6 separate regions of the Homo sapiens genome follow, and all the other regions are linked to region 1. Evidence: chromatin loops called from intact Hi-C (ENCODE). Cell type or tissue: heart right ventricle. All regions are shown on one strand.

What was found. Hi-C counts contacts between places; a loop is a spot of excess contacts. Peaks named below come from ENCODE experiments on the same cell type or tissue, not always from the same donor. Only the 100,000 strongest peaks of a DNase experiment are listed, where the experiment ranks them.
Region 2: a loop joins it to region 1, with 3 times the contacts of the local background. A loop is called at or near these places in 20 of 110 quality-filtered maps.
Region 3: it touches region 1 in a loop (2.5-fold over the local background); 6 of 110 quality-filtered maps call a loop at or near these places.
Region 4: it touches region 1 in a loop (2.5-fold over the local background); 86 of 110 quality-filtered maps call a loop at or near these places.
Region 5: it touches region 1 in a loop (5-fold over the local background); 17 of 110 quality-filtered maps call a loop at or near these places.
Region 6: it touches region 1 in a loop (2.5-fold over the local background); 8 of 110 quality-filtered maps call a loop at or near these places.

The regions. Positions count from the first base shown.
Region 1 is chr7:23,098,624-23,103,623 of GRCh38, reverse strand. KLHL7-DT (KLHL7 divergent transcript) reads left to right here. Exons shown (of 3, transcript NR_046220.1): 3 at 46-2,396. LOC105375186 (a long non-coding RNA gene) reads left to right here and starts at 4,429. Exons shown (of 3, transcript XR_927096.2): 1 at 4,429-4,467. In heart right ventricle, CTCF peaks have their summits at 2,505 and 2,709 (motif pointing left); no DNase peak of the experiment used is centred here; H3K27ac peaks cover 295 bases.
Region 2 is chr7:23,252,392-23,257,391 of GRCh38, reverse strand. It overlaps GPNMB (glycoprotein nmb), which reads right to left. Exons shown (of 11, transcript NM_002510.3): 2 at 3,933-4,085; 3 at 3,080-3,223; 4 at 327-500. Among named protein-coding and RNA genes, the nearest start is that of GPNMB, 8.1 kb to the right of the region's middle. In heart right ventricle, no CTCF peak of the experiment used is centred here; no DNase peak of the experiment used is centred here.
Region 3 is chr7:23,274,571-23,279,570 of GRCh38, reverse strand. GPNMB (glycoprotein nmb) reads right to left here. Exons shown (of 11, transcript NM_002510.3): 11 at 4,463-5,000. Among named protein-coding and RNA genes, the nearest start is that of MALSU1, 22 kb to the left of the region's middle. RefSeq lists silencers at 1,915-1,964, 1,975-2,034. In heart right ventricle, CTCF peaks have their summits at 1,792 and 1,993; no DNase peak of the experiment used is centred here.
Region 4 is chr7:23,172,031-23,177,030 of GRCh38, reverse strand. It overlaps KLHL7 (kelch like family member 7), which reads right to left. Exons shown (of 11, transcript NM_001031710.3): 10 at 3,986-4,083; 11 at 1-3,016. The coding sequence ends at 2,733. Among named protein-coding and RNA genes, the nearest start is that of NUP42, 7.5 kb to the left of the region's middle. In heart right ventricle, no CTCF peak of the experiment used is centred here; no DNase peak of the experiment used is centred here.
Region 5 is chr7:23,245,257-23,250,256 of GRCh38, reverse strand. GPNMB (glycoprotein nmb) reads right to left here and starts at 3,482. Exons shown (of 11, transcript NM_002510.3): 1 at 3,330-3,482. The coding sequence starts at 3,399. RefSeq lists an enhancer at 1,911-2,030. In heart right ventricle, no CTCF peak of the experiment used is centred here; DNase peaks (open chromatin) are centred at 2,356, 2,783 and 3,469; H3K4me3 peaks cover 2,954 bases; H3K27ac peaks cover 3,210 bases.
Region 6 is chr7:23,259,399-23,264,398 of GRCh38, reverse strand. GPNMB (glycoprotein nmb) reads right to left here. Exons shown (of 11, transcript NM_002510.3): 5 at 4,261-4,419; 6 at 3,626-3,943. Among named protein-coding and RNA genes, the nearest start is that of GPNMB, 15 kb to the right of the region's middle. In heart right ventricle, a CTCF peak has its summit at 2,362 (motif pointing left); a DNase peak (open chromatin) is centred at 2,367.

The DNA of each region.
Region 1 (5,000 bases):
TGCAAGTTTTAAATTTATTTTTATTTTTATTTCTTTTTTTTTAAGAGATGGAGTCTTGCTGTGTTCTCCAGGATTGAGTACAGTGGCTTATTCACAGATGTGATCATACTACACTACAGCCTCAAACTCCCGGGGTCAAGCAGTCCTCCTGCTTCAGCCTCCTGAGGAGCTGGGACTACAGGCCCACATCACCATGCCCACTAGATTCACAGTCATTTTGCTTGTGGAAGGTCTTGCCTCAATGTTGATAGGTGCTGACTGATCAGGGTCAGGTTGCTGACTGATCAGAATGGTAGTTTCTGAATGTTGGGAATGGCTATGGCAATTTCTTAAAATAAGACAACAATGAAGTTTGCTGCATTGATTGACTCCCTTTCACAAAGGATTTCTCCATATCATGCAATGCTGTTTGATAGCATTTTACCCATAGTAGAACTTCTTTCAAAATTGGAGTCAATTCTCTCAAACCTTGTCTCTGCTTGGTCAACTAAGTTTATGCACTATTCCACATCCTTTGTTGTCATTTCAACAATATTTACAGAGTCTTCACCATGAATAGATTCCTTTTCAAACAACCACTTTCTTTGCTCAGCCATAAGAAGCAACTCTTCACCCATTCAAGTTTTATCATGAGATTGCAGCAATTCAGTCACATCAAATTCCACTTCTAATTCTAGTTGTTTTTCTATTTCCACCACATCTGCAGGTACTTTCTCCACAGAAATTTCAAACCTCTCAAAGTCATCCGTGAGGGTTGGAATCAACTTCCAAATTTCTGTGAATGTTGATATTTTGACCTCCTCCTAATCACAAATGTTCTTAATGGCATCTAGAATGGTGAATCTTTTCCAGAAGGTTTTCTATGTGCTTTGCCCAGTTCCATCAGAAGAATCACTGTCTGTGGTAGCTCTAGCCTTATTAAATGTATATTTTAAATAATAACACCTAAAAATCAAAATGACTCCTTGATCCATGGGCTGTAGAATAGACATTGTGTTAGCAGTCATGAAAACAAGATTAATCTCCTCATATAGCACCATTATAGCTCTTGGGTGACCACGTGCATTGTCAATGACCAGTAATATTTTGAAAGGACACCTTTTTTTTTGAGCAGTAGGTCTCAACAGTGGACTTAAAATATTCAGAAAGCTGTGTTGTAAACAGATGTGCTGCCAGCTAGGTATCGTTGTTCCATTTATAGAGCACTGGTAGAGCAGATTTAGCATAATTTGTCAGGACCCTAGGATTTTTGGAATGGTAAATGGGCACTGGCTTCAACTTCAAGTAACCAACTGCATTAACTCCTAACAAGAAGAGTCAGCCTGTCCTTGAAAGTATGAAAACAGGCATGGACTTCTCCTCTCTAGCTATGAAAGTCTTAGATGGCATCTTCTTCCAATAGAAGTTGTTTCATGTACATTGAAAATCTGTTGTTTGGTGTAGCCACCCTCTTCGATGATCTTAGCTAGATCTTCTGGATAACTTGCTACAGTTTCTACATCAGCACTTGTTGCCTTACCTTACACTTTCATGTTAAGGAGATAGCTTCTTTCCTTAAACCACAGGAACGAACCTCTGCTATCTTCTAGATTTTCTTGGGCAACTTCCTTACTTCTTTCAGCTTTCATAGAACTGAATAGTGTTAGGATCTTGCTCTGGGTTAGGTTTTGGCTTAAGGGAATGTGGTAGCTGGTTTGATTTATTTAGACCACTAAAACTTTCTTCATATCAGCATTAAGGCTGGTTTGCTTTATTATCATTTATGTGTTCACTGGAGTAGCACTTTAAATTTCCTCCAAGCTTGTTTGCTTTTCACTCACAGTGTGGCTGTTTGGTGCCAAGAGGCCTAGCTTCCCAGTCTTGGCTTTCAACATGCCTTCCTCACTAAGCATAGTCATTTCTAGCTATTTATTTAAAGTTAGAGATGTGCAACTCTTCTTTCACTTGAACACTTAGAGGCTATTGTAGGGTTATTACTTGGCTTAATTGCAATATTGTTGTGTCTGGAGGAATAGAGAGGCCTGGGGACACAAAGAGAAATGGGGAACAGCTGGTCACTGGAGCAGTGAGAACACACGCAACATTTATTGATTAAATTCGCTGTTTTATGGGCTCGGTTCATGGTGCTCCAAAACAATTATAATAGTAACATCAAACATCACTGTTCACAGGTCACCATAACAGATATAATGATAATGATAATAATAATAATGTTTGAAATATTGCAAGAATTACCAAAATGTGACTCAGAGAAACAATAAAGTGAGCACATGCTGTTGGAAAAATGGTACTGATAGACTTGATCCATGCAGGGTTGCCACAAACGATTAATTTGCAAAAAAAACAAACAAAAGAACATGCAGTATCTGTGAAGCACAATAAAGCATACTGCAAATAAAATGTGTGCCTGTCCTGTATTAACTTTGTTACTATTTAATCTAGCATTTCCCAAAATGTGTTTCTTGGAATACAACTAGTCTTATGATTCCCCTAACCTGAACTGGTTCTCTGGGAATGCACCCACAGGAGGATAGGTCCTTGGGTGATCTTGGCCAATCCAGCTCTCCCTGCAACTTGTAGTTCTCAGAATAACCGAGAATGCAACTTTCTGAGATAGAGAGGTGATGTCCAGAATAATCCATATTGTGTCCTTGTTCCTCCCAGAACAGGGTGTACTGCAGCGCTTGTTCTCAGTGATCCTAGTGCCACCTAGAGTATAAAACCCAGAGCACAGTGCTTTCAGTGTCCCTCAGCTGCAGTGGAATGTGGAGCACACACAGATAAGACCCTTTCCACACTCAGCAGCTTTCTTGAGCCTTAGAGGACTGGCTTGCTGTGGATCCTAGGCTTCTATTTATTCCTGCTGCTCATCTATCTGTGCATAGTAAATCTTTGTCTAGCCTGTGTGAGTGTTCTGTCTCTCTCACCAGACTCATGCGATTGGTAGAGAACCTTTGCGACAATTTTGGGAGACATGTAAAATATATCCTTGGTGAAAAATCCCAAAATATATTTGCATATTAAGTGTTTAGAGAAGGTTTTCTGTACCTATTACTTAAACCTATTGAACTTTTCTATAGTCCAGTACTTCTTGAAGTGTCAACTTAGCCAATTCCCATTTTCTGTGAGTTGCTTACTCCTCTGTTCACCCACAGGAGGGATTCCTAAAGCTGTACCTATTCTGTGGGGCTTTACCTCTACCTGGTCTCAGTTTATTGGATTAAGGTTGAACACCTAAACCAAAGAGACCCAATTAATAAGCTGAAGTAAAGAGCATCATGTTCTCTTTGGACACTGGACAGATGGATGTTGATGAGCTTGTGTGCAGCAGTTCTACTGGAAGTATGTACAAGGGGCTCAGCCAGCCAATTTGGACGGTGTATGTGATAAGCAGAGAAAGGCAGCAGTCTGCAGAGACTGCAGAATGAAAAAAAAAAAAAAAAAAAAAAAGCAGAAACCCAGAGAGAAATCAGACAAAAGACCAGGTGGTGGGCAGGGGTCTGGGGATTATCCAAGCTTAAAATTCAGGGTCTCTAAACTTGAACAGCCTGATTTCAAAGCTGTGGGCCTAGCAATGTGTTCACATAGCAATTTGGCTTTGTAAAATTTATAAAAGTAAGATATTTTAACCACAATAGCTTGAGTCTATTGTCTCATTTCACCCTGATTTTCCCTCTATCATACTTTTTTTTTTTTTTTTTTTAACTATCTGGTGGTGTTGAAATTGCCATATATATCTTTGGGAACAAATCACAAATTGAACTGAGGATATATTTTTTGGCATCTAGCAGGATATATATTTGTAGATCACAGTTACTTCCATACAGTTAAGCTATTTCCAGCCCTTGTAATGTAAGAATGGCATTCAGGAATAGTCCCTAGTCCCACTGTGCCAACCCTATCTTGTGATGCCAAAGATGCAGGGCCTGAGATCTCCTAATATGTCTTACAGTAACCAGCACTGAAAGTATTTAAGTAGTGGAGGAGAAGCAAGTTTTAAACAGGTTTCATCAGCTAAGCCACAAGCTGGTCTATGGAAAATTCTTCAGTCATCAAATACGTAAAATTTTAAGCAGAAGGTTGGTACTCACTTCCAATCAGAAGTGGAAGGAATATATATGTCATGCATTTTTTTTTGAGACAGAGTCTCACTCTGTTGCCCAGCATGGAGTACAGTTGTGCAATCTTGGCTCACTGCAACTGCCACCTCCTGGGTTCAAGTGATTCTCCTGCCTCAGCCTCCCAGGTAGCTGGGATTACAGGTGCCTGCCACCATGCCTGGCTAATTTTTTTTTTTTTTTTTGTATTTTTAGCAGAGACGGGGTTTCACTATGTTGGACAAGCTGGTCTCCAACTCCTGACCTCTGGTAATCTGCCTACCTTGGCCTCCCGAAGTGCTGAGATTACAAGTGTGAGCTACCATGCCCAGCCAGTCGTGTGTATATTTTACAATATGACGTATGAATGGTAAGTGTGACCTCAACTCCCAGAAAGGTAAAATAAGGGCCTCTGAAAATCTACTCCTCCATAAAAGCAACAGGAACACTGGGAAATTGTCAAAATTAACTTTTTCAGATCTCTGGAAACTAACTAAAAGCTTATAACAATCCAAGAAGTAGTTATTTAAGACAAATGGCTGAATCTCATAACAATGAGACTTGAGGTGTTTTAACTCTTCCTAATCCCTTCTCACTCTCTCTAGCTTTATAGTAGCCTTAAAAACCAACAGCTTCACAACTATGGTAGCTGTGAAACCCACCAGCCCACTGTCATTGGAGAAGTCAGAACAGGTTAAGAGGTCCTCAAAAGCCTCATCCCTAGGGTGTTTTTAGTGTTCAGCCTGTCTGGCACCTTACTGAAAAGCTCCGTTCTCAGGGCTTGTATTTATTTGACATGAATCAGAGCTCACTTTGTGCAAACAGCTCCGCCAGCAGGGAATTTGACAAAGACAATAAGCAGCAGTTGTTTAATATTGTAGCTGCCTAAGGCAGTATTGCCAT
Region 2 (5,000 bases), 150 kb before region 1:
CTCCATGTGCCATTCAAATAAATAAGTGTTAGCATTTTTTCTTGTTATGGTTTTAGGTAGAAAAAAATTAAGTGGTTTTGTTTTTTTGAAAAAGAGCTTAATCTTTTTGTTTTTCTCTCTTTTTAACTCTTCGGTGTCCTGGAGATTTGGCAAGGTTAACCAAGATTTCATTTTTATCTCTCACTGTTCACTCATGCTAAGGAAAGTTAGCAGGGTGACTGTTATTAACTCTCTGTGTTATCATTCTCAATTATAGAGTAAGAAAAGAGAAGGTTGAAATTTTAAGGAAAGGTAAAGAAGAAGCTTAGGGGTTTGTAAAAGCCAACCAAGTGTGTGGAAGACGTAGATGAAATTCCATCTTCTCCATCCGGGGTGGTGAGGAAAAGGTTTCCCATCAGGGAAGACGTTATGATGGCTTTGGCCGGTGCCATTTTCCCCGTCACTGTCCTCTGACCATGCTGTCCAGTTGTAAACATACGGATCAGCAGATAAACCAGCCTCTAAACAGAGATAGAAACCAGCCATGAGTGTTATCTAGGCTCAGAAAACCCAATGTGCATGCATCACTGAATTAAACACTTTTTCGTATTTTTTTCATAACTAGTTTAAAAGTAGTTAGACAACTAAACACTTAATATGTAGAATCCATCCAATAGTATGCTTATGACTTGTGCACTTTTCTGAATTTGTTATATTTCAATGAAGGTTTTATACAAAGCAATTATTCAGAAAAATCCAATGTAGAGATATCATTTAATGTATTTTTCTTCCTATCGGGTTTTCAAGTCACAATCCTATTCAAATCAGAGATACTTTATCTTTTTATTTTGACACACCTCTTTCTGTAGGTTTTTTTCCTGACACACTTGACATCATGACTGTTTATTCATAAAGACTCCGGCACACATGTCTAAGAATAAGAGCATTGTCCTAAATAGCCCTGACACCATTATCACCCCAATCAAGGTTTGTATATTTGGCTATTTTTGATGCTTTAAATGATTTTTAAAATCCCTCTTTCTGTCTCTAGATGTAGATAGATATATATAGCTATCCTTATATCTACATATGATTATAGATATATGGAAAGAAGCAGTTATGACAAAGTGCTAAAATTGTTGAATCTAGGTGACTATAGTTAACAACAATTTGTTGTATATTTCAAAACAGCTAGAAGAAAGATTTAGGCTGGGTGCAGTGGCTCACACCTGTAATCCCAGCACTTTGGGAGGCCGAGATGGGCGGATCGCTTGAGGTCAGGAGTTCGAGACCAGCCTGGCCAACATGGTGAAACCCCGTTTCTACTAAAAATACAAAAATTAGCCAGTCATGCTGCATGCGCCTATAATCCCAGCTACTTGGGACGCCGAGGCAGGAGAATTGCTTGAACCTGGGAGGTGGAGGTTGCAGTGAGCCAAGATTGTGCCACTGCACTCCAGCCTGGGTGACAAAGTGAAACTCTGTCTCAAAAAAGAAAAGAAAAAAAAAAGAGAAAGATTTGGAATGTTCTCAGCACAAAGAAATGATAAATATTTGAGGTGGATATCCCAATCACCCTGATTTGATCACCATAAATTGTATGCATGTATCAAAATAACACGCATAGCCCAGAAATGTGTATGATTATCATGTATCAATAAAAAAATTAATCAAAAATGGCTGAAAGATCTGAATAGACAATTTCTCAAAAAAGTCATACAAATCACCAACAGTATATCACTGTTGGTGGGAATGTAAATTAGTACAACCACTATGGAAAACAGTATGGAGGTTCCTCAAAAAACTAAAAATAGAGCTACCATATGAGCCAGCAATCTCACTGCTGGGAATATATACAAAAGAAAGGAAATCAATCCATCAAAGAGATGTATGTATTCCTGTGTTGCAGCAGTATTCACAATAGTCAGGATATGGAACCAAATTAAGTATCCATCAATAGATAAATGGATAAAGAAAATGTGATGGAATATTACTCAGTCATAAAAAGAATTAAATCCCATCGTTTGCAGCAACATGGATGGAACTGGAGGCCATGATGTTAAGTGCAATAAGCTAGGCATAGAAAGACAAATGCTGACTGGGCGCGGTGGCTCACGCCTGTAATCCCGGCGCTTTGGGAGACCGAGGCGGGCGGACCACGAGGTCAAATGTTTGAGACCAACCTGGCCAACATGGGGAAACCCCGTCTGTACTAAAAATACAAAAATTAGCTGAGCATGGTGGTGGGTGCCTGTAATCCCAGCTACTTGGGAGGCTGAGGCAGGAGAATCATTTGAACCCGGGAGGCAAAGACTGCAGTGAACCAAGATCGCGCCATTGCACTCCAGCCTGGGTGACAAGGCAAGACTCCATCTCACCACGCCTGGCTAATTTTTATATTTTTAGTAGAGATGGGGTTTCACCATGTTGGCCAGAATGGTCTTGAACTCCTGACCTCAGGTGATACACCTGCCTCGGCCTCTCAAAGTGCTGGGATTACAGGCATGAGCCATGGTATCCGGCCATTAACTCCGTTTTTTGAGCATGTACCATTCTGACAAGATAATTTCCCTTGATGTATTTGCACCTTTGGTCCTCTTTAACATAGATAGAGAGCTTATTTCTTTCACTAAGAGCAAAGCAAAACCAAAATATACACATTTTAGCATTTGCGCCAGCTACACAGCATTTGCTTGAGAAATCCTTGTCAGCCTAAATTAGACTGATCAGCAAACATCTGTCAAATTGGCTATTCTTTGAGTAGCCAAAAGAGTTCCAAGTAATAAAAGCAAAATCTGAGACTCAGCAAGGTATTCTCTGTCCAGTCAACTGGACACTAAGGAAAAGCAGGAGGTGGTGATGTGGCTTTTGAAGAGGGCTCCAAGCAAGGGAGAGCCACTGGTTTGCTGCAGTAGGTCTGGCTGACGTTGATGTTGATGAAGGCACTGGGTAGGACCACACACTCACTGTCTCTGTCATCCAGCTCATGGAGTGCAGTGGCAAGGGATGAGATCAGCATCTGGCACTTACAGAAGCACCTGTGATCATTAAGGTTTAGAAACTGGGTCTCCAGTAGTTTAGGAGAATACTGTGTTCTTACCATTTCTGCAGTTCTTCTCATAGACTATGTTGCCATTGGCATCTTCCTTTTGGCATCTAGGGAATATCAGGTTCACCGCAAATGTTATATTTGAGCCCACGAGGGCTGGTGAGTCACTGGTCAGGACCGCCTGCACACGGCCTCCTAGGGTATAAAAAAGTGGGGCTCGATGATCCAGCATCTTTTTCCTTTCGTTCATAAACATTTAGAGCTAACTTTATTAATAAGGACCAGAGGACCCATATGCCTCTTTATAATATATTAAATTTATATTTTGTATTCCTCACTTTAGCTTTCAGAGTACAACACTCTAGAAGATAAATTAAAAAATAAATCAGACCAGTTAAGAATTCTCTAATCACAGCAAGAACATTTACCTATGATAATAAAACAAATCAGCTCTGTTGGGTTAAGGAGACAAGTTTTAGAAGTCTGCATTTTTAAATCTCGAAACCAATGGCTGAAGGATGCATTCTTTTATCTAAAAAGAAAGATTTTCCGTTTCTGATAAGCCACACCTTTGAGACAGTAAAAATGGCTTTGGGGTGACTGGGTTTCTGAAGATGATCATTCCCAGGTTGGCTAAATAGGTTTAAAGCTAAATCTGCTCACCCTTCAAAAGTATTCCAAGAGCTACCAATGTGGAAATTTCTAAGGAGATTACTTGTGGTTTAGGAAGTGATAGTGTTGGGCTAAAGAAAATATTGCCAAGTCCAGGTGCCTCCCCACTTGGTAATGAGAGCACTGTCATTCGTGGAAATGACGTGAGCCGTGTGATCTAAAAGGCTTTACCATCTACAAGACTTACTGAAGTAGGAAATTGCAGGTGTTTGGTTTGAATCTTTTGACTTACCCTTCCAGGAGTTTTTCCACCTCATGTCTCCCCGCTTCCACACTGGGTAGAGTTTTTCATTCCAGTCATTTTCATCAGAAGACCAGCCATTTAATTGATTGTGCTCCCTCATGTAAGCAGAAGGTCTTTCATTGCCCAGCACATCATGAAATCCTGTATCAATATTCGAAACAAATTCCATTCTTCATTTAGTAATCACCTCACAGTGGTTAAAGAAACTTTTTATTTCTTACTGTTGAAAAGCACATACATAATATATTCAGTGCATCAAGTAAACAGAGGGTGCTTTGTTTTTTAAAGGAAGTCTCCTGGAAATACCTTGATTACAAGCATTCAGACCCTATGTCTTTATGAACTTTAAATGAATCAAAGAAAAATTTTGAAAGTCAATATTTTTTAGCCATCACTTGGCTTCTCAATACACATCCTCTGAATATTTAAATTTGATACAATATTATTAGGAAAACACTGATGCCAATAATCTTCAGATTTTTGCATTTTTTTTTCCCATTCTGAACTACTCACTTGGCTAAAGGAATGCCAGGCTCAGGAATGCCTTCAAGATTCCAAGCGACACGTACTAGTACCAGGAAGTTTACTGATAAACAGCTTTTTAATGGTCTGTCTTGGTGAATGTTCCATATACTTTGTGTAGTCTACATTTGTTGGGTAGAGTGTTTTCTTTTTAAATGTCATTTATGTCAAGCTAGTTGATAGTGTTTTTTTGAATTTTCTGTGTTCCTACTGATTTTCTACTTGTTATTTGAGTTACTGAGAGAAAAATCTTGAAATCTCCAACTATATTGTGGTTTTTCCAATTGCCTGTTTCTTCTTCCAGTTTTTGCTGTATGTATTTTGAAGCTTTGTTGTCAGGTGCATACTATACATTTAGAATTGTTACAGCTTCTTGATGAACTGACCCTTTTCTCAATAAGAATTGATGCTCTTTATCCCTGGTAATATCCCTTGTTCTAAAGAATACTTTGATATGAATGCTTAGTGTTTAACTGGTATATCTTTTTCCATTCTTTTACTTTAAAAAATGTTCAGATTGATGTATGTTTCTAC
Region 3 (5,000 bases), 180 kb before region 1:
TGGAACCCCGCCTCTGCTAAAAATACAAAAATTAGCTGGGTGTGGTGGCAGGTACCTGTAATCCCAGCTAGTCAGGAGGCTGAGGCAGGAGAATCACTTGAACCCAGGAGGCGGAGGTTGCAGTGAGCCGAGATTGTGCCATTGCACTCCAGCCTGGGTGACAAGACCAAAACTCTGTCTCAAAAAATAAAATAAAAAATAAACACTTTAAAATTAAGGACTCAATAAGCCCAAATCTTGATACTTAATTTGCATCATTAAAACCTATACAATAGGTCAGGCATGGTGGCTCCTCCCTGTAATCCCAGCACTTTGGGAGGCTGAGGCATGTGGATCACTTAAGCTCAGGAGTCTGAGACCAGCCTGGCCAACATGGCAAAATCCCATCTCTACTAAAAATACAAAAATTAGTCTGGTGTGGTGGTGCATACCTGTGGTCCTAGCTACTCTGGGGTGCTGAGGTGGGAGAATCGCTTGAGCCCAGGAGGCGGAAGTCGTAGTGAGCTGAGATCGCACCGCTGTACTCCAGCCTGAGTGACAGAGTGAGACCCTGTCTCAAAACCAAAATAAAACAAAACAACAAACCCATGCAGTGAAATTAATAATGGCAGTTACATTGTAAACTGGAGAAACATTTTGATTAGTGAGATGACATGACATTTGTGAGAAAATTATACATAGAATGAAAATTGGTTAAATACTAATATACCATTAAGGTACCCAAATCCCAAAATGCCTATGGGAGAGCGCCAAAGAAAAAATTTATTCCAGAATTTCAAGGACAATAGGAATGGCTGTTCAGTTCTAAGCAGCAGAGGAACTGTCCCTGCAGATTAAGCTGAGGCCAGTGGGGTTGACCAAGATGGGGGACTCCGGGTCAGAGCTTAGCGCTCTTCCTGCAGTGACACTTGTGCGGTGACATGTTACATTAGTCTGGAATCCAAGCTCTATGAGAACAGAGTCCTTGTCTCTCTTGTCACTATTGAGTCCTCTCCTAGACAAGAGCTTGGGACATACTGGTGCCCAGTAAATGACAGTTGAATAATTGAAATCAGTCTGCAAGGGGTGATTCCTGGGAGCTGAACTCTGCTTTTTTTTTTTTTTTTTTGGGACAGGGCCTCACTCTGTTACCCAGGCTGGAGTGCAATGGTGCACTCTCAGCTCATTGCAACCTCCTTCTCCTGGGCTCAAGCGATTCTCAAGCCTCCCGAGTAGCTGGGGTGACAGCCACCTGCCACCACATCCAGCTAATTTTTGTAATTTTAGTAGAGACGGGGTTTCACCATGCTGGCCAGGCTGGTCTCGAACTCCTGACCTCAGGTGATCTGCCCGCCTTGGCCTCCCAAAGTGCTGGGATTACAGGTGTGAGCCACTGCGCCCGGCCTGAACTCTGATTTTTTAAGGTAACTATTCTGGCAGCTTTGGAACCATTCTTTTAAAAACCTTAAAGGATTTTCCCCCACCAAAAGCCCCATCAGAATGTGGTCACCATCACCCCTGGATGACCACCTTCTCATCTGCCCTTACACTGTCACTCTGGTTTGAAGTTGCTACACATTCTGGATGTAATGAGTGCATTGAACGTATTGCCCTCTAAACTATTAAACAATTGAAAATTCAATGAGGGCAACCAATGTTTATAAATGAGTCAGAAGTGTTTAAAATGCAGACATTTAGAAAAAGTCCCAAGAATAAGAAATTCCCAGAATAATTTATTACCTATACATTTCAATTTTCTTTGGAAGTTCTAACGCTCAACAAACATTAATCAAATTATCTCACTATCTTTTAGGTTGCTTCCCCCGTTTCACAAATTGTGATTCAGCACAAGTTAAATGACTTGTTGCTGGGGTCATAGGGATAATATAAATTTAAATAATTCACTATTTCAGCCCTCTCTCCTGCCACTTGTTAGATTGAAACTGAGGGAGGTTTGATGAGGATTTTGACCTGCTTCCTCAAAGAATGACTGTCTATTTGCTGCTCTCTGCTACCCCCTGTTGATAAGGGAAGGAAAGAGCGGATTTCAAGACCAAATTTCTCAACGTTAGTTCCTTCCACCCAGCAGTAGCAGGATTATCTGGAAACTTGTTAGAAAGCCTTAAGGGGCCTCACCCCAGAACAGTGAATTCGAAGCTCTGGGGGTGGGCCCAGCAATATGTGTTTTAACCAAACTTCAGGTGATTCTGCTGCAATTTGAAATTACTTTTTTGCTTTAGGTACTAATGTCTTGGCCTCCTAGTCATTATAAAGATGATACAGCCTCTCCACACTGCTTCCGTCCTCAGGCCTCACATGGAGTACATACCACCATGCCATAAACAGGGTGCTTCCATGCCCACTCATTCGGGCAGATGCATGTGCCGCAGCCCTGTGAAGTAGCCAAGGAGGGCAGACATACCCATTTTACAGATGAGGAGACTGAGAAAGGAAAGGCTCAGGAAGGGTCAAACAACTTGCCCAGAGTTACTCAGACTTCAGTGGCAGGGCTGGATTCAAATAGTCTTCTGTCTTCATGTCCATGCCCAGAGCTTCAGTAGTCACTACAAAGCAGGGTGGTTCTACATTCAGGGTCAGATAATTGTTTTTTGTTTGTTTGTTTGTTTTTTGAGATGGAGTCTCCTTCTGTCTCCCAGGCTGGAATGCAGTGGTGCGATCTCAGCTCACTGCAACCTCTGCCTCCTGGGTTCAAGTGATTCTCATGCCTTAGCCTCTTGGGTAGCTGGGATTACCAGCGTGCGCCACCACACCTGGCTAATTTTTGTATTTTTAGTAGAGACGGGGTTTTTGCTGTGTTGACCAGGCTGGTCTCAAACTTCTAAGCTCAGGTGATTCACCTTCCTCGGTCTCCCAAAGTGCTGGGATTACAGGCAGGATCCACTGCGCCCTCCATGGGCCAGATAATTCTTTGTTGTGGTGGTTGTCTTGTAGATTGTAGGATGTTGGGCAACATTACTGGCCTCTAACCACGGGATGCCAGTTGTATCCCACCCTAGTTGTGACAACCACAAATGTCTCCAAACATTGCCAAATGTCCTCTAGGGGGCAAAATCACCCCTGGTTGAGAACCATGGCCCTACAGTCATCACGTAAATGGGGAGAAATCTCAATTCTTGTTCTGCAAATTTTACACTCTTTGGAAGCGATTTTAGAACAAATAGCTGTATTTTTTTTGGCCTCTAGGTCATCCAGGAAATGAAGAACCTAGACTAAATGTTAATCCCCACAATACCTTTACCATTCCTTAAGAAAATTAACAATTCTATAATATCATCTGGTATCCAGTGTGTACTCAAGTTTCCCCAGTTGTCCCACGAATATCTTTCATCACTGTTTTTTCCTCAAGCTAGGATCCAATGTAGATTCTCAAATTGCGTTTGGTTGCTGTGTCCATTTTGTCTCCATTAGTGTAAAACAGGCAAACTATGTCCCATGGGCCAAATCTGGCCTACCACCTGTTTTTGTAAATACATTTTTGCTGGAACACAGCCAGGCTCTTTTATTTATGTAATGTCTATGGTTGTTTTCACGCTACAATGAGAGAGTTGAGCAGTTGCGATCGAGACTGTGTGGCCCATAAAGCCTAAGAGATTTAGTACCCAGCCCTTTATGGAAAAAGTTTACTAAACTGTGACCTAGAATTCCACCCCCTGCCTTTATTTTTAATATGATACTGATTACTCAAAGAGTCCAGGACAATCGCTTATAGAAAATCTCTTCTTTTAGATTGATCTGATTATATACATTTACACATTAAACTTTTATTTGAAGTTTCACATATGATGTGATTGTGTGTATATACAGATATTTGAAAGATATATATATATATATCTTTTTTTTTTTTTGAGACAGAATCTGGCTCTGTTTCCTAGGCTGGAGTGCAGTGGCACCATCTCGGCTCACTGCAGCCTTGACCTCCAGGGCTGAAGTGATCCTCCCACCCCAGCCTCCTGAGTAGCTGGGACTACAGGCATGTACCATCAGGCCTGGCTAATTTTTGTATTTTTTGTAGAGACGGGGTTTCATCATGTTGCCCAGGCTGGTCTCAAACTGCTGAGCTTAAGCAGTCTGCCTGCCTCAGCCTCCCAAAGTGCTGGGATTATAGGTGTGAGCCACTGTGCTCAGCCATATATATATATATATATATATATATATATATATATATATATATATATATATGTAGTTAGGTAAAAAATATTTATGAGATTATCAATGCTCTATGAGACATTGTTAAACAACTTTTTACTTGTCAAAAACTATAAATGAAATTGAGGCTGGGTACAGTGGCTTACTCCTGTAATCCCAGCGCTTTGGGATGCTGAGGCAGGAGGATCCTTTGAGGCCAGGAGTCTGAGACCAGCTTGGACAATATAGGGAGACCCTCATCTAAAAAAAAGAAACAACTGTAAGTGAAATTGAAAAGCAAATGATGAATCAGAAAAATAATTACAATACCAAGGTCTTGTCTCTTCCCACACTTTATTTTTCAGGAAGGAGAGAAAAAGAATGTCATGTCTAACATATAGTAGATGGTTTTAGTTACAAACAGAGGTGAAATCCTTACTGATCAAGTTGCCATGAAAAACCAGGGACCTCATCTTTGGAAAGTCTTAATATATGATTTCAAATATGTGCAGCGACTGTACAAAAATTTGGAAATATACACAAGAGTGTCACTCAGCATCATGCCTGGTATATAAAAAGCACTAACTAAATGTCCATGGAATAAATGAATATATGAATATCATTCCTTCACTCAGCCAAGCAAAGTAGGTTGTCACCAAAATACTCCCACCCATTTATGAGAGTAGTATTTTTTCTGAGTCTAGCAAGTGTGCACATCATACCACAGGCTTGGGCCTGTTATTGTTCCATCAGGAGTTCATGAGTGTGTATTGAAGTGGGATTCAGTTAGCTTGGAACATGATCTTAGAAACTGGACTACATTGGCTTTATGCATACAGTTACATGGAAAGCTGAAAGTATCCCGCCTCTTCTTG
Region 4 (5,000 bases), 73 kb before region 1:
AAGGTCATACTGGATTGCGGGCCCTATGTTGTCCTTTTTTTGTTTGTATTTTGCTTTGAGAAGGTGTCTTGCTCTGTCACCCAGGCTGGAATGAAGTGGCGCAATCTCAGCTCACTGCAACCTCTGCCTCCCAGGTTCAAGCAATTCTCCTACCTCAGCCTCCTGAGTAGCTGGGACTACAGGTGCACACCACCATACCTGGCTAATTTTTGTATTTTTAGTAGAGACGGGGTTTTGGCATGTTGTCCAGGCTGGTCTCAAACTCCTGACCTCAGGTAATCCACCCGCCTCGGCCTCCCAAAGTGCTGGGATTAAGGGCGTGAGACACAGCGCCCAGCTTTTTTTTTTTTTTTTTTAATGAGACAGGGTCTCAGTCTGTCACCCAGGCTGGAGTGCAGTGGCACAATCATAGCTCACTACATCCTTGAACTCCTGGGCTCAAGTGATCCTCCCACCTCAGCCTTCTGAGTAGCTAGAACTGCAGGTATATACCACACCTGCTAACTTTTTATTTTTTTGTAGAGACAGGGTCTTGAACTCCTAGCCTCAAGTGATCCTACTGCCTCCACCTCCCAAAGTGTTGAAATTACCGGCCTGAGCCACTGTGTCTGGCTCCTATGTTGTCCTTATAAGAACACCATGTGAAGATACAGAGACACACAGGGAAAAAGCCCATGCGAAGACAGAGACAGAGACTGAAGTGCTGCAGCTACAAGCCAAAGAATGCTGAGGATTGCTGGCAACCACCAGAAGCTAGGGGAGAGGCATGTGTGGTTTCTGCTGCAGACCCTCCAGAAGGAACTAACCCTGCTGACAACTTGATTTAGGAGTGCTGGCTTCCTGAATTGTGAGAGAATAAATTTCTGTTCTTTAAAGCCACCAAGTTTGCAGTAGTTTGTTATGGTAGCCCTAGGAAATACAGGGGCGTTGGGGGAAATAGGGAACCATTGCTAATCAGTACAAGGTTTCTTTTTGGGGTGATGAAAATGTTCTAAAATTGTGGTGATGGTTGCGTAACTCTGTGGATATATTAAAAACCACTGAATAATACATTTTTTTTTTTTTTTTTTTTTTTTTAGTCTTGCTCTGTTGCCCAGGCTGGGGTGCAGTGGCTTGATCTCAGCTCACTGCAACCTCTGCCTGTCAGGTTCAAGCAATCCTCCTGCCTCAGTCTCCTGAATAGCTGGGATTACAAGTGCACACCACCAGGCCTGGCTAATTTTTGTATTTTTAGTAGAGACGGGGTCTCATCATGTTGGCCAGGGTGGTCTTGAACTGCTGACCTCAAATGATCTACCCACCTTGGCCTCCCAAAGTGCTGGGATTACAGGCGTGAGCCACTGTGCCTGGCCTGAATAGTATACTTTAAATGGTGAATTGTATGGTATGTGAATTATATCTCAATAAAGCTGTACATTAAAAAACCCTACACAAATAGAAATATACCTATCATTATGTTTTTCCTAATTCCTTTTTGATTTAAACATTTTTAGGGTTTAAGACTATTATAACCTCTATATAAAGAAAACTGAAAATTAAGAGACACTGGTTCACAAATTCTAAAAACAACCATTACCTAAAATACTTGAAGAACAAACTGAGTGGCCTATTTTAAGTTAAAAAATATTTAATATTATCAGATAAAAACATTGATTGTGACAGCTTTACATGTTTCATTCCATACACAGTGAAAAAGGCAAAGTATTACTAGGAAGGAAATGAGTAGTTGGGTTTGTAAAAGATTTATTGATCACATAAAAGCAATGAATAGGAGATGACATATATCTAACTCATGATTACAAAACTTTTAGAGACAACTAGGTTAAATATTTCATGTTTTGGCTAAGGGAAAAGAATTCATGATCTCGTTAAAGAAGTTCAAAGTCAACACTGATATTGTACAACTACCAGTGCTTTTCTAATGATCTAGAAATTTGCTATAAATAGCTTTACTTTTTGCTAGTTAATCACTTACTATGATTGGGTTTTATTTAACAGTGAGGACTAAAGAGGCAGAATCCTTTTTTAACCACTGGATAAAACAGAGACATAAATTAATGATGGGTGCTAAGCTTTACATTTTATGTTAAAAAGATGGAATATATTTAAGTGGATTGAATATATTTCATGAGGAGTTGGACATATTAAACCCCCAAATCTGTTTAGGAAGTTTTGTGAGAAAGTGTGTATATGCCTTGACTCACTCTGGCTTACTTTTAAAATGGAATACATTTGGCACTAAATAAAATAAATAGACAAGCAAACTGTGAGACTAAGCTGCTCCATCTGAGTTGCCCATCTTGACTTACAATTCATACTATTTCTTAGTTCTTGACTGAGCACAAACAGACCTAACCGTATAGCACTTCTGTGATGCATGAAAATAGAATCTAGAGCTAAGATACTGCGCTTCACTGATGAGCCAATCTTCTATTCTGCCAAAATCATAGTTACAAATGTGAAATTCATTCAAGAAATTCACATTTTTAACAAATGCTTATACTTTTTCAAGTTTTCTTGCTAGATATGTTCTTGGTTTTGTGGCCAGCTAAAATATGATCTTTGAATTAAGGAAATCCATATAAAAGAAACATCTATTTTATAGGAACCTCATTTCACTTGAAACTTTCTTTACCAAAACACCAAACCAAAACTTTGTCACCAAACTCCTGGAACAAAGCACTGGTGGCTATATTTTAGAGTCTCTGATGAGTCTGAAGTCCACTCATTTTTCATGTTTCAAGGGTCTCTTCATTTGCTCCACAAGTATCGACAACACAAATTAAACAACTTGTGACTGGAAAAGCACGAACTTTGGAGTTGGCAACCCATTTGTCTGTTTCGGTATTATATTCGAGAATGTGTCCTAATCGACCAACACCCTGAAAACCAGCCAAGACATAAACTATAGAGCCAACTGCTGCACATTTCACTGTTACACCCTTCCATGGCATTGGTGAGACCATCTTCCATTCGTTCAACTTAATATCGTAATATTCCACATTGTCCAGACCACCTTCAAAAGAATAAAACATGAACAACATGAAAAACTATATCAACAATTCTAAGGTTTCTTAAAGTAATAACTTTTTGTATTTTTCCAATATTTTATTGTGAAAAATGTCAAACACACAGAAAAACTGTAATAATTTTACAGTGAATGTCCACATAGCCACCACCTAAATTCTTACTCTTAACACAATAGACATTTAATATTTCTTTTTAAATATTGATTTTTTTCTACAAAATTAAACATGTTTTATCTATTCTGGAAAAATGCAAAATAAACCAATCGGTGATTTCCCCTCTGATTAACTTTGATTATAATTACTCAAATGTCCTTCTTTTTCCTCCTTTTAGCACTTTATGGAAAATAGCAATGGACAGGGACAGAAGAAGGAAAAGAAGTTACTGGTACACTTAAGTGATGCTTAAAGTACTGACTAAATTGAAGCTTGTGTCTAGATTCAGTTCCGACTCCCTTTCATTTAAGACAATTATTTAAGATTCTTTAGTACATTATTTATGAAAACAAAATGCCAAATTTAGTCATTTAAAAATTACAATATTGATATTTTCATGCAATGTTTAAAAATATTTAGGAAACTTTACCATTTAGGACCTGGATACAAGCCTTAAAACTTGTATTTAAAAAGTTTTTAAAGGTTTTTTAAAGTTCAAATATTTCTATTGCTCAATAGTTCTTAAGCTGGTGCGACATCATTCCCCAGGAGGTATCTGGGAATGTATAGGAGCCATCTAAAATTGTCACAATGACTGGTGACTACTGCGACATTTCATAAACAGGAATGTTTAACATCCTGCGATATTTTATCAAGTATGTTAATTCCCAGAAACTATAAAAATAGATATAATAATATACATGGTAAATGCTTCTATCTAGATTTTTAAAAATGCTTCAATAATTTAAGGAAGTATCAGCAAACTCATCAGGAAAGTGGAACAGTGAATTAACATCACATACCTAAACCATTCTGACCACCCACAGCAAATATCTTGTCTTTTACAAATACCAGCCCATGATTCTTCCTGGCTTCAATCATTGGACACAGCTCAGTCCATCTGAAAAAATTAAAGTTTTTAGTGTGCTTGTTTACAGGAAGTAAAAGAACTCATACTAATGAGAAAGGTCTATTATTCTAATTAAGTGCTCATTTACTACTCACATATGTGTACATATACGCACAAAATGTCTAGAAGGGTAGAAAACAAAAGTTGAACAATGATTATGGGTAATTTATTAATACACGGGGAAAACATGGATTTTATTCCTTTCAATTCTGATAGGATATAAGAAAATGAGGATATCTATTAAAAAACACGTTTTTAGAGGAAATCCATTTCCTGAGGTTCATAAAAACTTGTAATATGGGAACAAAAAAGAAGAGGAAGATGCTTCGAAGATAAATAATTCTTTTTTCTTTCTTCACACCTCTGCTGGCAGGAAATATTAACTAGTTCTATCACACCTAGCTTTAATTATTATTTATATATGCGTAAGTAAAACACAAACTTATAATGGGCCTCAGGCAATCAGGAAATTAATAGTATCTGTTACTATTCACATGTCCATCTTTAAATCTACACTAAGAACTTTATGCTGCTCTGGTAACAAAAAAGTACTATCATTCTGTCAAGTTTAATACCTCATGTTGCTCTGTTCACAGCCACTAATATATAAATAATGAAACTGAGAATATAAATGTGGACCCAAGTGTTAAAGGATATTAATTCACAGGTTGCAGCATTATGCATATATACACAGACAATCGAGTTTAGTTATTTTTTTCTGAGATTTAATACATTCTTCTGCATACACTCCCAAGACTGACATTTGTGATTGTGAAGGTGGTACTGGCACACAGGCTTGTGCTTTCAGCAGCTAACTTAAACCAAGAGACGCCAAACAACAGTAAGGACAACAACAAAAGGGAAACTTGGCATAAGAGTAACTCTCTATAATTATTGTTTATATCTCT
Region 5 (5,000 bases), 150 kb before region 1:
CTGAAACATGACATGAAAGAGGATGAAAAGGCAAGCTACAGACTGGGAGAAATTATTTGTAAACTACACTTCCAATAAAGGACTAGTATTTAGAATATATAAAGAATTTTCAAAACTCACTATAAGAAAACCACGGGATTCAATTAGAAAAATTGGTAAAAATTAATGAAATGATATTTCACCATTTCATTCATCTCATGGCAAATAAACACACAAGAAGATATTCAACATCATTAGCCAGTAGTGAAATATCACTATATCCCTATCAGTAAGACCTAACTAAAAAGCAGTGACAACATCAAATGCTTGCAAGGATGTAGAGAAACTGGATTGCTCACACATTACTAGTGGAAATGTAAAATGGTACAGCCACTCTGTTAGTTTCTTGCAAAACTAAACATGCAACTATCATACAACCAAGAAATTGTACCCTTTGGCATGCATCCCAGAGAAACAAAACTGATATTCTCACAGAGATCTGCACATGAATATTTATAGCAGCTTTATTCATAATAGCCCAAATTGAAATAACCCAGATGTCCTTTAATGGGTGAATGGTTAAGCAAACTGTGGTACATCCATACCATGGAATACTACTCTGTGACAAAGAGGAACAAACTATTGATGCAGTTACTTCAATAAATCAATAAAGTTCCAGGAAATTATGTTGGGTTTTAAAAAAAGCAAATCTCAAAAGGTTACATACTGGATAATTCCATTTGTATAGAATTTTGGAAATTACAAAATGATAAAAATGGAAACCAGATTAGTGGTTGCCAGGGACTGGGTGAGGTTTGGAAAGAGGGAAGTAGATTTGGCTATACATCTATAGCCATGAGAATACTTTGGTGATGGAGCTCTGCTGTGTTTTCACTGTATCAATGTCAATATCTGGGCTGTGATGTCCTGTTTTGCATGATGATACCACTGGGGCAAACCAGGTAAAGGGTGCATGGGGATCTCTCTGTATTATTTCTTACAACAGTATGTGAATCTATAAATACCTCACAATAAAAAGTTGAATTTAAAAATAAAGGCCGGATGCAATGGCTCATGCCTGTAATCCCAACACTTTGGAAGGCTGAGGGTGGGCGATTGCCTGAGCCCAGGAGTTCCAGACCAGCCTGGGCAACATGGCAAAACCCTGTCTCTACAAAAATTTAAAAAATAAAATAAACCCATCCGGATAAGGTGGCTCATGCCTGTAGTCCTAGCATTCTGGGAGGCCAAGGGAGGACTGAGCCCAGAAGTTTGAGGCCAGCCTGGGCAATGTAGTAAGATCCCATTTCTACAAAAAATACAAAAATTATCTGGGTGTGGTGGCACGTGCCTGTGGTCCCAGCTACTCAGGAGGCTGAGGTGGAAGATCACCTTTAGCCCAGGAGTTGGAGGCTGCAGTGAGCTGTGATCACACCACTGCACTCCAGCCTGGGTGAGAGTAAGACCCTGTCTCTAAAAAAATTGATTAAAAAAAAAAAAACCCAATAGTAAGCAGATTTTAAAAGAAAAATAAAAGCCTGTGGGGGTGGGTTTTGGGGGCAATCAATGTGAAGGTAAATTTGAGGTCGCACCCAGTGCTGCAGCCGACTCTGCCTCCACACTTTGGCATCCTTGCTGTGTCCACCAGCAGAGAGGTGGTGGCTGGGCTGCCTCCACCTACCTTGTCCACACTTTCTCCTTCCTTCAGGGCTACGAATGGAAAATGGTAGGAAATCTTTAGTGCTTGATACACTGCTACATTCTGCCTGCCCTTATTTTTTTCTGGGCAGAATATTTAGTCCAGAGCAAGGTGAACCTGGTGAATGGCTGGGTTTTGTTACACTGCCCAAGAGGCTGAGGACTCCTCTCGAGCTGACAGCGCTGATTCGGCCTCCTGCTAATCTGTTTTATTGAGCAGAGCGAAGTGGACTGGTGAAAGAGGGTGGAATAATAGCAGGTGTCCCCCATCGGGTCTATTCTGTGTTCCTTCGTCTTTAAAGTAGCCTGTCCTGGGAGGTATCCTGAGGGTGGGTGCAGGTCTGCCTCCGTAGGAACAATCCCCACCATGCACGTCTCTCACGCCAAGCAGCTGATCTCACAAGAACACAATTACCCAGTTTTGCAAATGAGGAAACGAAAACTCCTCGTTTTGAAGGAAATGAGGAAATGGAGCAAAGCCACTGGAGACCCAGCCCCTAGGCTGGCGGGGAGCCCGAGCCTGTCCAACCCCAAACCCGGGCAGGAAGGACAGAGGTCGGGATGGAAGGCTGCCTCCTCAACTTACCCGCTGTGTGGCTTGGGGCGAGTTCCTTGCCCACTCTGTGGCCCGTGGCCTCGTGTGGGAAGCGGGACCATCACAGTGCCGGGCTCCGCGGGCTGCTAGGAGGACGCGCGGCGCACTGCGGGCCGGGAACGTGCTGCGCGCTGACACCGGGTCAGCTCCCTGTGATGGGACTTCCTTTCCAAAAACGTAGGCGTTTTCCCGGGTCGCAGTCGCAGTCGGGAGACTGAGGGTTAGGGCGCGGCCGCGGGGTCTCCTGGGCCGGGGCGCGGCCCACGTCTCAGGCCTCTGCGGCTCTGACCAGAAGCCGCTGCGCCTTTGGCCGCTTCCCACCCGTCCCGTCCCCGCAATCCCAGGCCCAGGGTTACAGCGGCTCAGCTCTCTTCCTCTCGCGAATCTGCACACTGCTTCAGTGGTCTGGACCCTGGCTGCATAGGCAGATCCCAAGAGGAACTTTTAAAACAAGGATCCTCTGACCCCACTCCCAAAGATTCCGGTTTCATTGCGTGGGTATCAGTATTGTTAAAAATGCCCTGGCCTCTCCTGCCTGACCAGGGTAGAGAGCCTGGGCTTCAGCTCCTCTCCCAGCAAGCTCCTGCAGGTCTGTGAGGAAGCCCCGCAGGAGGAGCAATAGCTTCAGGGCTGGGGAGATTCGTAAATTTGCCTCCAGATTGGAGACCCCATTTCATGTGAGGTCTCCACCCTTTTGGATGGAAGCTGGACATAGTTTAGTTGGTGGAGTTGCTTTGTTCTGTGGCCGGAGGCTGTCCAACCCTCCCCCAACCACTGTCTGGCAAGAATGGGTTGCAATTGCAATGGAAAAGAAGCTTCACAAGAGAAGGGCAGCATAGTTTTTACTTTCCATGAGCCGAAAGCAAAGAATGGAGCTGGAGGCATTTTGCTGTAGTTTCAGCCTTCCCAACAGTTTGCAGAAGAAGAGATGAGTGAGCCAGAGATGAAAGCTTCCTGAAGAACTTCAGTCCAACCTCTAGTTCAGAGGATATTATTAGCCATCATTTCAGCCAATGGCCAGAGAATGGGTTAAACATAGAAATTAAGGGTTACTCACGTTTGGCGGCATCAAGTGGCAATCTTGCAGCCAGGAGCAGAAATCCCAGGAAATAGTAGAGACATTCCATGCTGAATTCTCACGGACGCAGGCACTCAAGGTTTAACTCTGAATTCCTCTGGGCCCGTCCACCAAGAGCAACAGTGTTCTTCTGGCATCTGTGGTGCCTCCCTCTCTATTTTAATTAAATACAGGGCCTCGGGGAGGATCATGTGATGGTATTAAGCGGCACTGCCTGATCTGGTCTCTCAAGTTCAACCTCTTACAACTCATGTGCTTATGACTCACTCCTTCTTGGCATCTATTTATTCACTTTTCAGATGCACATTATTTCAATTTTGTGATTCCACATTTACTAGATTCAAGGAGTTTTTTTCCTATAGACTCTATTTCAATATTCATTTTTTTTTTTTGAGATGGAGTCTCACACTGTCTCCCAGGCTGGAGTGCAATGGCACGATCTCAGCTCACTGCAACTTCCACCTCCCAGGTTCAAGCCATTCTCCTGCCTCAGCCTCCTGAGTAGCTGGAATTACAGGTGCCCGCCACCATGCCCGGCTAATTTTTTGTATTTTTAGTAGAGGCAGGTTTCACTATGTTGGCCAGGCTGGTCTCGATCTCCTGACCTTGTGATCTGCCCGCCTCGGCTTCCCAAAGTGCTGGGATTACAGGCATGAGCCACCGCGCCTGGCTCAATATTCTTTACCAAATAAAATTTCAATCCTCCAGCCTCACTGATTATCGACTTACTGTGGTTCCTATACTGCATCAGGCACCCAGCTCACGTTTAGAGTTCACAGTTACGCACCCTTTCCTAAGATGTAGTTGTCCACCTGCTCCTGTGCTCGTGATTGCTTGTATATTTTTTTCCTCCAAGAGGAAGCAAAGATGGGGGAGGTGTCTTATCAATCATTTGAAATTGTGGAATACATAAGTGGATGATAACATGAATGTTGTGCCAGGATGTGCTGGAAACAGCTGCCCAGGCCTCTGGTAGCTGAGAAATTTACTCAAAAGCACATTTAGAATATCTGTGCAATTCCATATAACTTTTGTAATAACCTGCATAATTTTTGGTAACTGCTCTCAAAGCATTTATGTGTTGCATTACTCAGAGCCAATTGCATAAAACGTTCTGTGTATTTTTTCATATTATAGAAAGCAGGCATTAAATGTACAAACAAGTGTGTCTGTAAGATAAATTTATACAGTCAAATCATTCCTGGTTACAGAGTATGCAGAAAATGTGGCAACATGAAAACTTTACCATATGTGACCTTTCTCAAACTCACATTCACATGGCCATTTTCAGTGCAGTAGAAACCTTGGTTGCAGGTGAGGGTAAAACTTGGGGTATTGATTTATGGTTCAGTGTGTCAAGGAGGAATGGAAATAGCCTATGAAACTAAAATCCATACAGCAGGAGTGGCTGACTTCCATCCCTAAGGCGGCAAACAACTCTGTAGAGTGCCTTTTACAGCCTTTGCAGCAAATATGAAGGGGAAAACAACGAAAGGAACACATTATTCATGACTGAAACAATTTTCAAATATTGATGAATAAAGGAATAATGGAAATACTTATTAGTTTCATGTAATGTAAAGCGAATAATGTATATAGTTATTTGCTTTTTAAATTACTTAAAAACTTTTTTTTTTTTTTTTTTTAGAG
Region 6 (5,000 bases), 160 kb before region 1:
TCTATCTCAAAAAAAAAATAAAAATAAAAATAAAAAAGCATATGGAGCTTCGCAAACATTGTGTCTATAAAGTCAAGGTATGATTCAAGGGCTAATGGAGAGAAACGCACACCTTAAAAGACAGATGAGAAAGAAGGTCAACTTCATCCTTAATTTGGTATTTATGTCCCTGTTGCCCAGAGAACGGTGTGAGAGCTCTTGATTCTCTGGGAAAGTTCTCTATGATATGATGTTATTTTATATATAGAGAGAGTATTACAGTAATTAGCATCAGTCTTACAAAAGGTTTTTTTTTTTTTTTTCAGATTTGTTCACAAGTCTGAAAAACAAATAATAGCACTGTTAGCTAAGTGAAGAGAATTCCGTGACTTAAAAATAGCACACATGCATCTGCCCTCAGATTTAAACACATCTACCTGGGTCACCTCTTCAACTGGCTTCTGCCTCACTCCTGCATTTGCATTTGATTTCTATTTTCGGCTGTGCATTATTAAGAAGCCACTTACCAAAGCAGAGAGAACATATTTTTTGGCCAAACAATAATATAATACTTGGTCATCCAAGCCCTTTAATATGGCCTGTACAGCTGGAAATGCTCCCTAGAAGAGACCCCTTTTAGAAACGTCCCTCCTCGCTCTCCCTAAGAGAGATGCTGGTTTAAGGCATTTTGGGGTTGATTATGATTGATCTAACACCTTTAGATAAAGCCAGGCAGCTTTCCTTCGCAATAAAACTTAACTAACTTGTAGGGGTTGCTAGTTTATATCTTTTTTTTTTTTTTTTTTTGAGACAGAGTTTCTCTCTTGTCGCCCAGGCTGGAGTGCAATGGCGCGATCTCGGCTCACTGCAACCTCCACCTCCCAGGTTCAAGCGATTCTTCTGCCTCAGCCTCCCAAGTAGCTGGGATTACAGACACTCTCCACCACACCCGGCTAATTTTTATATTTTCGGTAGAGACGGGGTTTCACCATGTTGACCAGGCTGGTCTCGAACTCCTGACCTCAGGTGATCCACCTGCCTCGGCCTCCCAAAGTGCTGGGATTACAGATGTGAGCCACCATGCCTGGCCCACTAGTTTATATCTTATGGTGTCACCTAGGGAGAAATTACAACAGAAATTTTAAATAGCTTTTCATTGGCTTCAAATATATTTTTAAAACATGCTATGATATAAATAGTTTATAAGAAAAACAAGCTAGTTTAATAAAAATGCAATTCAAAGTAGACTAACATTAAACAACCTAACATTAAGTCTTTTACCATTCTGGAACTTAAATATTAAAAGCATCTGTAATTTATTTTGAATTTTATACCTGGTCCTCTTATTTGTAAAGAAGATCATTAATAGTTGTAGATAAAAAAAATTGCTTCTCCTAAAGGATTACTAGAATGAAGCTGTATATTTAAAGTTGTTCAATACAGTTATAATTGTAGTTGGAATTAGGATTAATCTAATCATCCATCAATAAGAGAATGGTGGGCCGGGCACAGTGCCTCACGCTTATAATCCCAGCACTTTGGAAGGCTGGGGTGGGTAGATCACCTGTGCTCAAGAGTTGGAGACCAGCCTGGGCAACACGGCGAAACCCCATCTCTACTAAAAAATAAAAAAATTAGCTGGGTGTGGTTGTGTATGCCTGTAGCCACAGCCACTTGGGAGGCTGAGGCAGAAGGATCACTTGAGTCCAGGAGGTGGAGGTTGCAGTGAGCCAAGATTGTGCCACTGCACTCCAGCCTGGGTGTTAGAGCAAGACGCTGTCTCAAAAAAAAAAAAAAAAAAAAAAAAAAAAGAGAATGGTGAAATAAATGACAGTACATACATTCTATGAAACACTATGCAGCCACTGGATAAAGTGAGATAGACTTATATGTATTAACAGTGGAAAGATGTCTATAATGTTTGTTAAATTAGAAAAAGAGCAAATTGTAAAACAATATGAATAGCCCTCTTGTGTAAATGAACCCATTTACACAACCAAAACAAACCTTATGTGTATATATAGTATATGTTTATAAATGCATAGAAAAATATCTGGAAAGAAATCCTCCCAATTATTAACAGGGTTTAACTCTTGGGAGGAGAGTACGAGTGGGGACTTTTGCTTTTTACTCTAGACATCTACATTGTTTTAATTTTTACTAAGGAACATGCATAAACTTTGTAATTTAAAACATTTTTGAGATAATCGAAATCAGTGATAACTTGTGTTGTCTTGACTTAGATATGCTTGATTTAACAAGCTCTCATTTTATTACTAACATCTTATTGTAAAACTTTATAATTTATAACAAACAGGATTTTGTAAAAACAAGAAGCCCCAGACGTCATGATGGACCGTCGTGGGCTTGGTCCCTGGCGCCCTCTTGTGACCAGTGAGAGGATGTCAGCCTATTGCTATCCCCAGGATCCTGGGGTGCTGAGTGCAACTGGCCCAGTGGGAAAAGGGTGGTGATGGCATGGGGTAGCGTGGGGAATCAGATGGAAGCCAGTGCTACCCAAAGTGGACTCTTAAGGACTTCTTGAATGTCCCCAGACTATTAATATAGGGTGGTATTGAATTAATCATGCCTTAAATGCAGCACAGTTTTATTTTTATTTATTTTTCTCTTTTTTTTAAATTTTACTTTAAGTTCTAGGGTACATGTGCACAAAGTGCAGGTTTGTTACATATGTATACATGTGCCATGTTGGTGTGCTGCACCCATTAACTCGTCATTTACAATAGGTATTTCTGTTAATGCCATCCCGCCTCCCTACCCCTACCCCCCGACAGGCCCTGGTGTGTGATGTTCCCCGCCCTGTGTCCAAGTGTTCTCATTGTTCAGTTCCCACCTGTGAATGAGAACATGCGGCGTTTGGTTTTCTGTCCTTGTGATAGTTTGCTCAGAATGATGGTTTCCAGCTTCATCCATGTTCCTACAAAGGACATGAACTCATCCTTTTTTATGACTGCATAGTATTCTATGGTGTATATGTGCCACATTTTCTTAATCCAGTCTATCATTGATGGACATTTGGGTTCATTCCAAGTCTTTGCTATTGTGAATAGTGCCGCAATAAACATACGATGCAGCACAATTTTAATGTCAGGAGTCACTGCAGCTTGCTAACCCAGACATACTCTCAAGCTACATTCTTTCTTGGACCATTTGGAAATTGCTTTCAAGTACAGCTGTGTTTTCATGGACACTGGGTAGGTGTGGGCAGGGTAGGGAAAGAAATTAGTGGGGGAGAGGAAGGAACATAGAAATGACCTGATCGTATAAGGAGCCAGTGTGCCTTCTCATAGCCATAAAAAATGGGAGATAAACAAAAATGTGACAGGTTAGAAGAGGGGAGAGTGTGTACACATAGCAGGGACCAGTGCAAATGAGGAGGGTCAAAGAACTTTCTACAAGTCACTGAATTCTATTTGCAAAGTGACTTTACATACATTCTTCCTTCTTCTGTGTTCTATAGGTGTAAAATGGTGATAACTTTGCTTTAAAAAATCAACAGGTAGAAAATGGAATCACCGCAGAGTCCTTACAATATCCCCTTAAGGAGGGATTTAATAATATGACCTGCGTGAATATTTTGTTAGCCATTAAGGAGCCTCCCTCAAAGATCACTGCGAAACCTTACCTAAAGAAGGGGTGGGTTTTGAAGGTCTGGGTGGTGGTGGCGGTGGCGGACAAGGTCCTGGTGCTGCAGCTTTCACAGTGAGGTTAAGGCTGAAGGTTCCATTGAGCACATACGTGTGATTCACAGTATGATTGGTGGAAACAAACAGGCCAGTATTATCCCCGAAGCTCCACTTGTAGTTAATGGTAGAATAATTGAGGAAGTGGCTAGGATCATGAATCAGGACATCAAACATAATGGGGAGATCTTTGAGGAAGGTTTCGTCGGATGAATTTCGATCGTTCTTCTGGAACATAGTCACAAACACAGGAATCTGATCTAAAAGATACATCCCCCAAAGAAATAAAGAATGCATGATTGCTTGATTGTAAGTGGAGGGCTTCGACGATGCTTTTAGGTTGAAATATTAAAATGAGGGATAATTTAGCATTATTTTCCTTTTCACATGCAAGTTTTCTGGGGTTTCCCTAAGCTATTCTGGAAAACAGATGAACTACAACTAATTAAATACACAAGCTTAGGTGGGCCAGATGCATTGTAACCTAACCCCGAACACTTGGCCTTACCTCTTTTTTAACCCATTGACGTCAACAGAATGAAGTGCCTCATCCTCAGTTAGAGTTCACACCACTCACCTGTTACCACGTACACATCTTTCACTTGTGCGATGGGAACATATGCCCGTCCATGTCTTCTGTAGACAGTCACTTCCATGAGTTGAGGCCCAAGTGTCACATTGGCTGTGTTCACAGAAACTCTCACTGAACATCGTCCCAATTTCTGGAAATACTGACCTTTGGGAGGATGGAAATTTTTAGTTATTGGCTGCATTATATCATCATTATAGGAAGCTGTTCCTTAAAGACTAGCTACCACCATTTATAGATTGCTCTGAGGAGGGAAAATAGGATGGGCCTGTGGTGCTGCTTCAGAAAGGGAGATGGTGCTCATTTTAATGTAAAATCTTATAAAACAAACCCACAGTTGTATACATGTAATTGTATACAGTTGGTTAAAATTTAAAAAGCTGTTTAGTGGCATAAAACAGTTAGCCCTTAGTTTACAAATAAATGCTGTTTGTGCTAAGTAATTTGGCACTTGAAATACATGTTTTCCCCATAGAAAATACATTTAATATAATGATGAGGTGTCCAGAAGAGTTAAAAAAATTATTTATCCAATAACCTACCTTATTTTTGTTACTATTTCCGCTATATTATTAAGTGGATTTTTAAAAGGGGACTGGAATCCTCCATCTCCTAATAGTATTTGTATATAAAAATACAGCAAGTGGCTGGGCGCGGTAGCTCATGCCTGTAATCCCAGCATTTTGGGAGGCCGAGGCAGGCGGATCACGAGGTCAGGAGATGGAGAC